2 separate regions of the Mus musculus genome follow, and region 2 is linked to region 1. Evidence: chromatin loops called from intact Hi-C (ENCODE). Cell type or tissue: heart. All regions are shown on one strand.

Region 1 (4,000 bases):
GTTATTGTCAGATTCCAGACAGAATGTTCTCAGAAAGCCATTACTGCAAGCAAGCTCATGTTTCTTGGACAAGCTAGCAATTCAGATTATAACTAGACTTGTAGACACTGTGTTGGGGCTTAAATAGCTACTACTAAACTGCCACTCACATTTCACCGGGCCTGTTCCTAGCAAGGCGAGGGCAGAAGGATCATGAGTTCGAGATTACCCTCAGTGACGTCTGAAGCCGCCTGCGTCACAGGAGACCCTGACTGAAACTGAGAGGACGCCAGAGTGGTTGTTATTTTTAAGAAACAGTGCTAACATCAAATATTTCATAATTCTAGAGAGAAAGCTACTGCACACTGTTGGTTTAGGAGGGGCAAGGTATGGCTGAATTTCCTGAGTGGCTTTAATAAGAATTATTTACTGACAGAATGAATAGACCTGTAAGGACATAAGCTTATAAGGCTTATAAGGCTTTCTAGCCACTAAACAAAGAGTCATAACCTGCTTCAACAACATTTCATCCACAAAAACCTGAAACTAACATAAATGCAGCCACAGTCATAACCAACACATGCAAGATGCCCTTCAGTAGGGTGAGAAAAAAACGGATTAAACTCCTAATTAATGTGTATTATTAAGACAAATTGGCAAAGCAGAACAATGCCACAAAATGACTATGCCTCTTTGGCTTTGAATTCCCAGTTTTAGTGAATTACATTCAAGACTATACCATTCAGAAGAGAAAAAACAATTGGTTTATGTATACTAACATTAAACTACTACAACGCACTTATTTGAAATATAGAACTCTAAATTTCAAGCTATAAAGGGGCAGGAAGGCAGAGGACAAGATCAGTACTGTCAGAATACCTGCAGGAGGGTTACACGAAACAGTGCCGAGGTAAAGAAATGGCAGGGGAGGGAAGTCAAGTCATGTACTTGCTACAGTTTTTAAAAATAAGGGCACAGGACCAAGAAATTTTGATATTTATAGAGAACAGAAGATTTGGAATTTTTTGTTCTTGTTACTTTTATGTTACTTCAAGTGTCTGCATGTTTCCTTGGTGTGGATTCGTCAGCTACAGTGCTTTCTAATCTCTTTCATACACTCTACTGGATCTAATGTTTAAACACGTTAAAAGCTTAAAACCTACTTGTTAACAGAGCAGTTGTCAGTGACAATTAAAAAAAAAATCTCTCTGTTAAAGTCTGTATGGTATAGGTGTATCCATATAAACACATGAGTCTCTTTTGTTTTTACTTTTTATCCCTGGGAGGGGCGAGTATCAAATGCACATCTGTTTGAGGAACTCACTCAGGAAAAGCCAAACTGCAAACAAAATAATTTCCTTGGAATGGGGCTGACACCCATCTCCAAATACTCCTCAACAATTTGGTATGAACTCCATCTTCTGGTACACGGAATTACTTTTTCTTCCAAGTCTCCCAATTATTGTATTTCAAGTCAAATGTCTCTAGACTACTCACCTCCGAGTTATCTAAATTCATGTTTGCATTCGCTGATATTAGGGACCTCAGGCACTGCTGATTTTGTCACCATCTCATACAGTCTGCGGACACGGTTTAGAAAAATTTAACCTACACCATCATGCTCCAAACCCAACACAATCTATCAAGTACTGACTGCATTCTGCATATAGTCAAGATATTTATTACTGAGCTGCGGGAACCTTTTCATACAGGCAGAACCTTAATTCACAATAGATTCAATGCTCCAAAATCATAGAGCCTAGGAATACATCCGGCTACTTTTTCTGCACCTCAACTTGCTCCAGGAACTGTAGTTATGGAGGTGACCTCAAATGCCTCCATGATAGGTGACTTCAAGCCTCCAAGTGCTGTCGGGAAGGGAGGTCACTGGTGATTTCGTTAATACAGGCATCATACACGGGCATGGCGTGGAGGCAGTACTTCTTCCCCACGCGCTGGGCGCCTCACACAGCGAGGACTTGGAAAGTGCTTTACAAGATGCATGCGACAGTGAGTTCAGGAACGAGCCGCGTCGCTCCTACCTCAGCACCTACTCCCCGGCATTAACCCGTTGGGTCGGTCGCCCGGGAAAGGAACCCTTCCCGGGGCCGCCTCGCGCCGCGCAGGCGCACGCCGGCCGCGGGTCACGTGCCAAGGCCTGACGCCCCGCCCCGGCCCGCCCCGCGCCGCGCCGCGCTCTCCACCGCTGCCCCCACGGGGGCGGCGCGCGAGGATGGGACGGCGGCGGGAGGGTTACCTGTGAGGCGGGCGAACCCGGTGATGCTGTCGGGGACCGGGAGCTGCTTGAGGTAGGCGGGCAGCTGCACCTTCACGATGCGGGCCACGCTGTCCAGGACCATCCTGCCGCCGGCGGCGTCCGCTGCCCGGCTGCTGCGCTTGCGTGAGAGCGGAAGCGGCCGGCGGGCTCGCGGGCTCGGGCGGGAGGTGGCCCGCCGGGCCGCGATTGGCGCGCGGCGAGTGACGTGCGCGCTGCGGAGCGGAGCCGAGCGCAACGCAGCGCCCAGCGTACGGAGCCCGGCCTGTCCTCGGCTCGGCTGCGGGGGTGGGCGTCCGCTTTCGACCCTTGACGTCTGCGGAAGCGGGTGGCCGGGTTTTGAAAGAAACCCAAAGTTACCCACTGATTGTTTTTTCCTCCGCAACTTTAGTCAGTTCTGCCCAAGCAGTCAAAGGCTTTTCTTTTTAAAGGGGGGAAATGTGTTTGCCCCCCACCCCCTTTTTTAGACAGTCATGTAACCCAGCCTGAACTGACATTCAGGAGGCTGATAACTATGAGTATCTTCATCTTCCAAATGCTGGGATAACCACGCTTGTCTTGTGGAGTTTCTGTGACACGGGGCTTACGTCTTGTAAAATGTAAAGGTATTGGAGTGGTTTTACTTACCTATCTTGGCTGAGGTTAGAATAGCCAGGGTAATGCATTCGCTGTGGAGTTAAGGGCTTTTGACCCAGGAGCCTACTGTTGAATAGCAAGCTAGTCAGATGAGCAGGCTTGAAGGTCACTGAGGATGGACCGACCCCAAGTTCAGTCTGCAGCTTACAATCCTCGGAACTGAAACTGCAACTCTGATTACTGGTCAAAAAAAAAAAAAAATCTCTGGCCTTGGTGAAAACATGACATTCTAAACTGAGCCAAAGATCTTAAGTTTGCTATCTGGTGCTGAAAAGGAGAGCTTTCTGGGAAGAATAAAGGTGTAACCACTGTTCTCCCTCCTTTATGAGTTCATCCAAATGGGCCTATCAAGGAAATCGGAAAATTGTCTATTCAAGAGACTTAAATAGTACAAAGCCTACTTAAAAAACATGTCACAACACCATAGTTTAGCTGTTATCCACTGTCACCTCATGAAATTGTTCACCTCTATAGTGTTCCCTTTGGTCTCTTCTCCCCTTTGTGAGTACCCTACTTTATCATTTAATAAACTCTTGTCTTCACTATCCTGTGTCTCGTTTAAATTCTTTAAACAGACCACAAGTACTAGAGCTAAGGGAAGGCCAGAGCAAGTACCTGGTAAAAGTATCCTGGAAACTTGACATCAGTGTTCTGTAACATTCAGCATTTGGTATGCCCACGTAACATCGAGCTGTAATCAGCTTTATTTTTTTGTTGGTATTTTAAGTTTGAAAAGTAAACTGTTGGGGGGGGGTGGGTATGGGGGACCTTTGGGATAGCATTGAAAATGTAAACGAGGAAAATACCTAATTTAAAAAAAAAATCTAAAAAAAAAAAAAGAAAAGTAAACTGTTCTTTGAACTGTTTAAATTTAACTCTGATCATTTTTTTCACTAAAACACTAAAAAGAAAAGTAGCAGGTGATGAAAAGTTTTTTTAAAATTACTATCATTTTTAACCTGATCAGATTGACCAAGTACAATTGGATAATTGAAGGTTTTTGGATATAGAACATGTCTATGAGCTATGGCATAGCAAATGATACACCAAAAAGTGGTGATTTAAAAGATTACTGTTTCCATTAGGATTTCCATATTTCCATTCCTTTTG
Region 2 (4,000 bases), 170 kb after region 1:
CTTGAGCAGGATGCTGAGGATTCTGTCGTGTCCTTCTTTGGCAGCTAGGTGCAGGACAGAGTTGCCCCAGCGGTCCAGAAGGCTCAGGTCAGCCCCAACCCTCAGCAAATCCTCTACTACATCTTCCTGCTTGGTGATCACGGCCAAGTGCAGAGGTGTCTACACAGAGAAGGAGAGGGAGAGCCATTGCTTAGGGATGTCTGTAGCCCCTGGCTTCAGGCTACGTTATGGAGTCATACTGTAGGGACATTTGTCACTCAAGGAGCTTCCTGTTCTGCATGCCAGGCTCAAAGGCCCACGGAGAGAACCAGCATTCAACAGTCGGGGTTATGGGATACGTTTGCTACATGATTTTTTTTAACTCTTGTAGAAGAAAATTTAATTTCTCTGAATTTCTGATAGGTATCTATCTATAGCTGGTAATTCTATACATTTGCAAATCGAACCAATGCTGTGTTTTTAACAACAAAACATAAATAGACTATTAAAAGAAAGCAATCAAGAAAGATGTCATCCTTCCACAATGGTCTGGAAGTACATAGGCTAAACCAGAACACACTGCTGCAGGCTGGCTTCAAGAGACGCACAGATACAAGCTCCACTGTAATACTATCACAGGTGCTACCAGATCCTCAGGGCATAGTTAGCCAATACAGCACTCTCCCTAAGAAAGTTCAGGCAGAAAACAATCCCAGGCACTGTGCATAATAGGCTCTGGGAGGTCTTTCTGACTACCCTGACCTCAAAGCTGTGCTTCCATGGTTGTAAGTAGGACGCATGGAAAACTGTTTTCAGAAACAAGTGGGGCTAACCCAATCACAAAAGTGTCTGTCAAAAAGCTGAGATCACTGGTAGAGAGTAGCACCAACTCTCAATGCCAGCCAGTCTGTGTTGTAGGCGCTTTACACTGAAGCCCAGGCTGTGTAGTGAGGACTTGCCCGACCTCCCATTCAGGGAGTTCTTCCTGCTGGGAAGCAGTGGCTGGTGGGCCACCAACACCCAAGGGTTACATTTTACACACGCATAAAATGCGTGCCTCAAGGAATCCCTAGAATCCATCTGTGGAGCTCAGGGCTCACACTGCCCTTGAAACCCACTTGTGGCACCCATGGGTACAGTGCAGGTGCTCACTGCAGTGCACAGCCTGTGGACAGTGAGCAGCTAGTTAGGGGACATGACAGCATTCTCTTCAGGAGCAATGAGAACAAACCAGCTGTCTATGAAACTAAAGGATAAACAGCGTGAAGACCCAAGACAGGGACACAGTACAATGCTACATACACATCCACAAGCACATGGATTGACCATTCATTCATTCATTCATTCACTCTGCTTAGAAACAGTCTTGCTTTCTGCCCAGGCTACATTGGAACATCTATATTCAAGGACTCTTCCTGCCTTAGCTACCTGAATAACAGGAACTAAAACACAATACCACCATGTTCAGCTTAGGAAAAAAAAAATCTTACAGAGCTATCCATGCATATGAGTACATACAAATATTGAGATCTGATTAGAATCTGTTGCAATTCCTAATTGTATTATTGTGTTAAGTAGGATGTAACTGCTGGGGGAACTTAGGAGGTAAGCGTCTGGTTCAATCTCAGGAAATATACAGGTCCTCTCAGTTGAATTTTGCAAAAATTATGAATTGAGAAAGTATTTTAAATCGAAACTTAAAGGGAAAGGCTGATGTGGGATAGGAAATGTATGTATAAAACCGTGTGGAGTGCATGTGAGCACACTAAAGAATACATGTCTTCCCAGAGCAGCTGTCTGTAGCCAACACTGGAAGAGCACTCTTCCTGTATACATGCAACAGTCACATCTGGAAATAGGGAGCTGTCGGATCTCCCTATGCCTCCAGAGCTGGCTCCACTGTGCTGCCCAAAGGGCAGGACCCACTCTCCCATACACTACAGCCTGTGAGTGAGGGGCAGGGCCAGTTCTCCTGCTCTCACACCCTCAGGGCTGCTCACTGTGCTCCCTCCACGAGGGTCCTCTCTACTCTGCAGCACAGGCTAGATGCAAGGCCTGCTCTCGAAAGCCTGTGAAGGACAGGGCTAGCTCACCCCCTTGCATGACCCCAGGCCAGCTCTCCTGACTGCCTGCACAGGTAGTGAGAGGCGAGGTGGAGGAAGGCATCACCCCTGCACCCAGGCTACCTCATAGCAGACAAGTGGCAGATTGCATTTTTAACCATCACAAGTATAAGAATAAACTGAAGAAGAGGAAGTTGCTACTTCCCAATCCTCTTTGCAAAACCTGCTTCCCTCGGCTGCTGGAGGTTGGATTCAGGAAGCCCTGCTGGCTGTTGGTGATAGGATCTGCGGAAGCAGGCTCTATTGTGTGCGACCCAGCTCTTTGTGGATGGAACCTCTCCCCTGAGCTCAAGGCAAAGCTGCTCTGATTTGGAGCCCTCAGACCTTTCTCCCCAGTTTTTCCCACCTTGGCTTCACTCAGTTAATGGGCACAAACATTCCCTGCCATACCAGCTTCTTAGCCTCAAGGACATAGACAGGCAGCGTTTGTGATTCTCATAACTTTTGGGTTTCTTTGTTTGGCTTTGTGGAGTTGTTTTGCTTTGTTTTGTTTGAGAGAGGGTCTTCCTGTGTTTGAGGCTGGCCCAGAACTTGCTGTGTAGCCCAGATTGACATGAAGCTGTCAGTCCTCCTGTGTCTTCTTGGGTGTTAGAAATACAAATGTGTGCCCCACACCCAGCTTGGGAACTAGTTTCTTTTTAATTTGGAGGGTTTTTTTTCTTTGCTTGTTTGGTTTTGTGTTGTTGTTGTTCTTGTTGTTTAAACAAGACCCTATAATATAATACAGACAAAATTGGAACCCACTGTACAGGCCAGAATGGCCCAAAACTCACAACAATCCTCCTGCCTCAGACTCCTCTGGGCTGGAATTATAGATATGCACCATCATGCATGACATAATAACTATTCTTGGCAGAAAAGTATACAGTTCTCTAAGTAATTTGGATTATTTGTAAATTATCTCAAACATTCTCCCCAAACATCTTCCACTAACCATAGTACATTTCTGTGACCATCTGTCACTATCAGATCCCTGTTGGAACCCACCCACTCTCTAGACTAGCCCAAGTGTGAGTCTTTAAACTGCGTTCTCTTCTTGCATTCTCCGGCATGTGACACAGCCTTTTATGTCGTTAGTTCTCAGGCTCTCACTTTTGCCACATGTTTGTTATTATTGTAAATTCAGTATAAGCATAATCTTGAAATAACATAAAAGCTTATACTTTGGGGAACTCAGAATTACCGTGTCACAGAGAACCAAACACTCATTGCAAGTGAAGATGTGTGGACAGAGGGATACACTGTGGGATGCCCGGTGACACACTATCGCTCCCACATCGAGATGTTCTCTATGCTTTTTTTGTTTTTGTCTTTCCTGTTACTTGAGTGTTTATTTTGTGGGAGGGAGGCTGCAAGGGCAGAGGGCAGATATGAGGGGACAGGGAGATGAGTGGGACTGGGGTGCATGATGCCTAGTCTACAAAGTGAGTGCCAGGACAGCCAGGGCTACACAGAGAAACCCTGTCTCGAAAACCCAAAAAAAAAAAAAAAAAAAAAAAAAAAAAAGATGCAAAACTCACAGAGAATCAATACAAAGTTTTTAAAAAGTGCCATCTGCCTAAAAGTTTGGAGAATTCAACTTTCGGGGCCCAATGACTTTCCAAATACCAATAGTATCCCAAGATGGCATGGAAGCCCGAGGAAGACAGATCTTGAAGAACACATCTAAAATAACACCTTAGCCTAGTCATCTCCCCTGGATAGGAATCACTGCAGACAGAGAAGTGCAGAGTGCTGTGCAGAAAGCAGCTGTGCTCCTCTGAAAACGGAAAAGTCTGAGAGCTACAGGCCAACGAACTAACAGCTTCAGCCTTTTCTTTGGTGTGGGGAGCGAACGAACTCAAGGCTTTAAGCATGTGAGCCACTTCCAGCCTCCAATTCATATTTTCAAAGTAACT

The links. A loop is a pair of places that touch in the nucleus more often than their neighbours do. Peaks named below come from ENCODE experiments on the same cell type or tissue, not always from the same donor. Only the 100,000 strongest peaks of a DNase experiment are listed, where the experiment ranks them.
Region 2: it touches region 1 in a loop (2.1-fold over the local background); 1 of 42 quality-filtered maps calls a loop at or near these places.

The regions. Positions count from the first base shown.
Region 1 is chr3:135,421,023-135,425,022 of GRCm38, forward strand. It overlaps Cisd2 (CDGSH iron sulfur domain 2), which reads right to left and starts at 2,411. Exons shown (of 3, transcript NM_025902.3): 1 at 2,237-2,411. The coding sequence starts at 2,339. In heart, no CTCF peak of the experiment used is centred here; DNase peaks (open chromatin) are centred at 2,309 and 2,339; H3K4me3 peaks cover 2,677 bases; H3K27ac peaks cover 2,280 bases.
Region 2 is chr3:135,594,908-135,598,907 of GRCm38, forward strand. It overlaps Nfkb1 (nuclear factor of kappa light polypeptide gene enhancer in B cells 1, p105), which reads right to left. Exons shown (of 25, transcript NM_008689.2): 18 at 1-159. Among named protein-coding and RNA genes, the nearest start is that of Gm46827, 12 kb to the right of the region's middle. In heart, a CTCF peak has its summit at 2,314; a DNase peak (open chromatin) is centred at 2,304; H3K27ac peaks cover 1,291 bases.